2 separate regions of the Homo sapiens genome follow, and region 2 is linked to region 1. A link is a contact called in ENCODE Hi-C data. All regions are on one chromosome and are shown on one strand. The core of a region is the stretch at or near the end of the contact, and the rest is flanking DNA. Distances in the headings are between cores, read along the strand shown. Region 1 overlaps LRMDA (leucine rich melanocyte differentiation associated). Region 2 overlaps LRMDA (leucine rich melanocyte differentiation associated).

Region 1 (3,240 bases), core at 84-2,583:
TATAGAAAATATTTTGAAATAACTGGCAAATTCTTTCTATTGAGAAGTAGTCCTCATTAATACTCATGTAGACACAGACACACACCACACCTCCCACATCCCTCACCACAAACACACACCCCACACACATCATACACCCCCACATACAACATACACACCATTCCTCCTCATACTTCCCTACACCCCACATGTACACACAGCACTCCCTGACACCACATAGACAAACACATACCACACCCCCACATACACACACACACCACACATACACTCATGTATGTAAATATACAAAGTACAGTATATTAATTTTATAGTCTCATCGTGGCCAGAAGGACCTTAGAGAGTCTCTGTCCAACTCCATGGATGAGGGAACTGTGATCATGGCCAGAGACTTTATGGGACTGGCCCATGTTCGGGTGGCAGAGGCAGGCCCAGGTTCCCCAGTCCTGACACAATGTATTTTCTTTAATGTCTTTATAATAGGCAATACATGTTCCCTAAAATGTATTGTTGAACTGAAACCTTTAAGAATCATTTATTCTCTTTGTATGAATGTTTTTCCCTCAAGTCTTGTTTACATTGTGAGCTTTCATAGCAAACCCTTTCTTTGGCCCAACGTAGGCTAAATTTTACCGCAAATTCCAAATGATGGGAGTCGTAAATTTTTCTTTTTCCTGAGTTGGCCTTGTTCTGGTGGAAACTTAATGTGTGTGGAGTAATGAACTATTCTGCTGAGGGGAGGTGGACTTGGGTGACAGCATGCCTCTACTCTTACAGGGTTTGGGGTGGTATGAGGTTGGGGACAGGGAAGGCTGCTGCAGAGGCTGGAGCTGGTGGGGCACTCAGACAGGGGGAGCACAGGGTGAGAGGGGCAAGGACCCCTAGAGAGAAGCCCTGCCTCTTTGGTGTCCTTTGGAGGCAGAAGGTAGGCATTAGGAGTGATGATCTGGACAGGTCCTGTGTAGCTGGGCGTTTGTGGAGGCAAGTGCAGCCCTGATCTACTCTCAGTTGTTGGACAATGGCATGGGCTTGTAAAGTCGATCTGTGAGCAGGACCTTGATCGGAGTCCACAGTGGGTGTGTAGCTGCCAGTGCTTGACTCTGGTTTCATTTCCTTTTTATTGTAATAAAATTTACCATTCAAACTATTTTTAAGTGTACAGCTCTGTGGCATTACCCGCATTCACATTGCTGTGTAACCGTTACAACCATCCATCTCCAGAACTGTTTTCATCTTCTCAAGCCAAAACTCCATACCCATTAAATAGCCACTTGCTATTTCCCCACTCCCCTCCTCCCCTCAGCCCCAGGCAGCCTCCATTCCACTTCCTGTCTCTGTGAGTTTGACTACTCTAAGTTATCTCATATGAATGGATGCATACAGGACTTTTGTCCTTTTGTGACTGGCTTACTTCTGTTTTCTTAACATGACTTTATCAGCAGCTAGCCCATACAGTGCTTCTGGGAGAAGTAGAGAAATGTGCTCCCCTTCTCTGGGTGGATGTAACCCCTGGCCAGAAATTGAGCTTGGCAAGCACAGTATAGGTTGGATTTCAGTCTCCACCTGTCCTTTTGGCCAAATGCCGTCAGCTAGTGCACAACCTGAACAACTGTTCGACTTGGTCCTGTGTATCAGGCCTGCAAAAGGAGATTTCCTCTTGCCCTGGAGCCCCTGGCTGGGTGTCCTCCCTGTTGATACTTTTTTGGTCCCCTTCTCCTATTCCCCAGTTCCCTCTGCTGCCTTAAGGTTCAGTTTTGTTGATTTGCCCCAGACTGGGACCTCCAGAGAATAAAAGGCCAACAGAAAAGGTGAATGGGGTTTCTAGAACAATATAACTCATTCAAATGCCATTTAGTGTGGGCTAGGTACGAATGACTTATGTGGATTAGATTTCCTTTGGAAATACCCAGGGGGTTAAAAATTAAGAGGAGAAGTGTGTAGAAAAATAAGTGCGAGGTTTTACTTATGCAGTGCCTTTGAAGACTAGTTGAAATATTTAGCAAACTGAAAATGCAGCTGGTTGAATGTGCTCTGAACCGTGCTGGGCCCTTTAGCCTACCTCTTTTAATAAACTAGTGGCTGAATTGAAAGCAATCTAGGCAATAATGAATATTCTTATAAATCTCTCTGGTTGAGAAACTCTAAAAATATAGCCAGATCCCAAGCAGTACCTATTTCCTCTTAATTCTACTATAATACTTGAATGATCTTTTATAAGACATTAAACTTTAATTGATGCCATTTTACTAAGCAGATTTTAAAAGCAGCAATGTCAGTAATTGAACTGATCAAGATGACTTTTGTTTATTATGTATGATGTGGAAAGAGGCTTTTATAAAATGTTATTTTTGTTCTGATTTCCAAAGAGTTTGCTTATTTATTTACTTATTTTATTTATATATTTATATATTTGTATATATAAATATATAAAAATATATTTTTGAGTAGTGGATTTAGAGAGGCAATAGTGTGGATAAGAACTGATAAGCACAGATTTTCATGCCCTCTCACTGTGAAAGTATTAGAGAAAATATTGATGCAGAACAAGGAAAAAACTGTGTAAAATAAAGTGTAAAATGAAAAAAAAAACCTGGGTAAAATAATCTAGTGGAGACATTTTTCAAAGTATTAACTTTGGTGGGGAAAAAAAAATGGAAGGTTGAGATTTTGCTCATGTCAAAAGACTTGGCCCAGCCTTTCAACTTTGCTATTGCTTTCGTTGGTTTGCTGTGCTAAGAGCATTACTCAAACGTATGCTATTGTGGTTGAACTTCTTCTTTATCCTTCCTTCTTTTGACGTTCCTGGGCAAGGCTGTCTTCACTCAGGACAGGCATGTTACACAGTGGGGAAAACTGTAGACTTGAAAACCTTGCCAATTTTTTTTTTTTTGTAGCAGTTAACTGTGGCTCAGGATTAAACAGTAAGAGCACTATCTGGCTTTCTTCCTCTTTTCTTCCACAATCCCCCCCACTTCCTCCTGAGTTTGGTCATTAGTTTTGCTGCCTTTGGAGTTTTAAAAAGTTGGATTGTTTCTCTGTTATAAAAATAACACATACATCAGACTTGCAGATAGCTACTAGCCAAGAAAAGAGGCATTTTAGGGGCAGTGAGGGATAGGGGTGGAGACCAGGCAATGAGTGGTGTCCTAAGAAACGGAGAGGATGGAGGGGAACATTGTTGTGTGGACTGGTACACTTAAAATATTTATGGATCAGACAGTATCTCTAAATCTCTGTCCTCCT
Region 2 (3,498 bases), core at 584-3,083, 51 kb after region 1:
CTGTGTTGAGGCACACGGGCTGGGGGAGGCCCTTCCTGCCACCGCCCCTCCGTGCTTCCTCCAGTTGCTGCCTGGTTTGAGGAATGACTGCTTTACTCTGCTGAAACCCAGAAAGGCCTCTGCTAGGGTTTTACAGACCTGCACGCCTCGACTCTCGAAGGATCCCAACAGAGGCTGAGGGAACTTCTCAGAGAAGATACTATTTCTTGCCGTGAGTGGGAGTTTGTACCAGACCAGTTCTTCTCACGATTTGCCATGCACGTTTATCTGGTGGGGATCCTGCTAAAATGTAGATTTCTGATTCAGGAGGTCTGGCTGGGACTTGAGAATCTACATCTCTAAAAAGCTACCAAGCAATGCCAATGCTGCTGGTCCAGGGACCGTACTTTGAGTAGCAAGGAGCTAGTTGGTTGATGAGAACCAAGGTCCTCCCTCCAAGCCTGGAGATGTGATAAGAGAGTGTCACCTCTATGAATGTGAGATATATATATTTTTTTCTTTGGCTAGATGAGCAATATTTTGGTAATTTGGAAGGTAATTTTCAGGCAGGTGATATATACACATGAACAAGTGTGGCACCCTTATCCAGGCAAAAGAAACACACATGATGTACAGATTGGCCTTTCCTATGGAGGGAAGAGTGAAATTGAGACTTTAAAGACCCCTTTCATTGAACTTTGTAAAAAGTTGCTTAAAACAGCTGAAAAAATTCTACTCCAAAAAAATGGAGTGCTCAAAACTAAAATAATAATAATGATAATAATAAAATGGATTGAGGCTTGGGTTTCATAAGGCTGTTTCTCAGTTCCAGTATACCAGACAAATTACAGCCTGTGAAAGTAATTTTGTTTCCCCCTACCCTGTACTTTCAGCCTCCTAAGTAGGATAGGAAACCTGGAGATAAGAAACAGAAGGAAAAATGTAAACTGAGGACCTTTTCTTTTGGCCAAATTGAATGTTCTACTTTTAAAGGGGAGGAATTTAGCTGCTTTTTTTTTTTCTGCCAAAATTGCTTGAGTTTTCCATTCATTGTCATTCATTTTACATTTCAAAGTGCAAACTGCAAAGTGTAAAGTTGTATGGTGGTAATACACACAGTAGAATTTTGGTTGACACTTCCAGCTCTGATGAAGTAGAGATGAAATAAATCTGAAACACATCTAAATAGGCTTGGGGTTTGCATTCTATCCCATCTAAGGGAAGCTGAGTAGATCATAGACGGATGCTACTACAGGTTTCGTTATTGGTAATCCTTCGGAAAGCGACACGGAAACACATTAGAACTAACCTCCACTGCCTTCCATTTCATCTAAACAGTGGGGTGAGGGTCTGGGTGGGAAGGAATTTTATTGAAAACAAAGTCTGAAGTAAAAGCAACAAATCTTTACTAGTGAAAAGTCACCTAATTAATTTAGATAAAAACTTTATCATCCCACATGCAAAAAGAATATGTGGTTTTCCGGCTTTGTTATTTACATTAAAAATTACTTGTTCATGAAGTTAAAAAAGCGCAATTACCCTGAATGAGGTGAATTAAGAAAATATTTCATCAGTGTAGCTTGTCTTTTCAACTGGCTGCCTTTTTGGAGTCTCTTGTTGATTTATGAAGTGAAAATTCTGTCTTGTCTTTGGTGAGGACGTTCTGTAGCCTTCCTACATAGTTTTGGTATTTGGGTATGCACATGTTTTTGGCAGCCTGGAGAATATCCTGGCTGCAGTGACAGAAAGACATAACTCACTTTTCGTTTGGTAAAGGAGTAATTAATTTGAACTTCTGGACATGAAGCATTTGAGAGCTGGAACTGGGTGCCTTGCGTAACCATGGTCTGCTGTTAAACTCTTTATAGAAGACTCTTCTTGTTCTTGGAACTTTGTCTGGACTTCAGAGCAGGCTGATTTAAGTGTTGAGAGCCTGGTCTGGCAAGAGTTGTGTTTATGCTTTTCTCTCTGAAGGCCATGGATCTGACCCCTCCAAGGAAGCCAAGCTATTTTTAGGGAAAGTCTAGAGTAGAGTGGCATTTTCTGGGAGAATCTGTGGCATTTTTTGTAGAGGACTCTTAGGGCAGGGATTGGGATGGGGCTGAAGACCCCTATGTCTGCCAGCAGCTTCTCCTCCTCCCCGCCCTTAATGGGCCAAGGCTGTACTTCTGTTAGTGGATTCCATATTTGCTATGGTGGAAGACTGGCCTGTGAGACTTTCCTATAGGAAGTATATGGAAGTCCTCTGTCTAGCAAAGGATTCTCTGATTACCAATGTCTAATTTAACCAGTCTGAGGTGGGAGCCTGGGAAATCTGTAGTTTCTAAAGCTTCCCAAGTCATTCTAATGTTCATCCAGGGTTGAGAACCCCAATATAAGGCCTCGAGTGTGTTCTTATCTTGGTCCATTTCATTCTCCAGCTTCTGCAGATCTCCAGAACTCTCTCAGTTCAGACTGTTATGTTGAAGCCCTGGAGATAAAGGGATGACCTGAGCAGGGTGTCTGCCTTTCAGATACCCACAGTCTACAGAGAAGGGTTATCTGTAGCACCAGCTCACCCTCTCTGGTTCTGACTTGGCCTTCATTGTCCAGTCTTTGGGCTTTTTGTCCTGGTTCTTTTCTGTTACTTGGTCTGCCATCTAGCACTTGCCTGAGCTTCCTAATGTGTGTATTCCCTATGTAGATCTAACTCTGGGCTTAGTTTAGACCCCTATTCCCAACAGCATGGTGTTATAGGAATCCTAAAATGGATGGGTTCCATGGCGAGGACTGCTGGGGAGCCCCACGTCAAACAAAATTCAACACTTGTCTTGACTATAGGGCTCCTTAGAATATACTCAGGGGCCCATGTGTGTCTTTAAGAGGAGAGTAGGGTATACAGTCTTTCCTATCTGTCTCTTCTCAGGAACTCTATCAGGGACCCTCCTGTGGATATCGAATAGTCCGTAAAGTTTACTTTGGCCAGTACTGTTCTAACCTCTGGGAATTGGTCCAGCCTCCACTCTAGAAAATGTAGCTGTTTTTATCCTTGGTCTAGATCGCTGACTCATGTGTTCTGTCTCTGGGCTGACTGGCTCCTCTTTCTCAACCAGTCCTGCCTGTCTCTCCCTGGAATCCAAAACTGTGTGCCACTTACCTTTCATACAATGACAAACCCAAGTGACAGAAATCTCTCCATTTCCTTCCTTGCAGAGTCAGGCAGTGGCATCATTTATCTATTCACAATCCCTGTATTAGGTAGTAGAGAGGAAATGAATTCAGTTCTGCAAGAATTTATATTGACTACCAACTGTATGCCAGGCAATGGGCTTGGTGCCAGGGATACAAAGTTGGGTGATAGTCTGACTTTGCCTGGATTAACTCATGTTCTAAAAGAGCACACAGTGATCCTGAGCCCATATTATACTGTGTTCTATGATGGAGGAAGAGGAGTCAGGAGGGAAGGGGTTTAGGAGTCTCTAGGAGCTCCTGCTAAGGGCACTAACCCAGCTGGAGGGCATCAGGGAAGTCTACATGAAA

The links. Hi-C counts contacts between places; a loop is a spot of excess contacts on that map. Pooled maps may share reads with other maps.
Region 2: a loop to region 1 is called in a map of esophagus muscularis mucosa, with 2.6 times the contacts of the local background. The contact joins two enhancer-like sites. A Hi-C loop is called at or near these places in 1 of 168 maps with a recorded cell type or tissue (esophagus muscularis mucosa) and 2 of 50 pooled maps.

The regions. Positions count from the first base shown.
Region 1 is chr10:75,610,243-75,613,482 of GRCh38, forward strand. The region is part of intron 2 of LRMDA (leucine rich melanocyte differentiation associated); the gene reads left to right. Among named protein-coding and RNA genes, the nearest start is that of MIR606, 59 kb to the left of the region's middle. Within about 2 kb of position 1,334, at least 5 of the 41 ENCODE cell types and tissues checked have a DNase peak (open chromatin) inside an H3K27ac peak, as active enhancers do.
Region 2 is chr10:75,661,123-75,664,620 of GRCh38, forward strand. The region is part of intron 2 of LRMDA (leucine rich melanocyte differentiation associated); the gene reads left to right. Among named protein-coding and RNA genes, the nearest start is that of MIR606, 110 kb to the left of the region's middle. Within about 2 kb of position 1,834, at least 7 of the 41 ENCODE cell types and tissues checked have a DNase peak (open chromatin) inside an H3K27ac peak, as active enhancers do.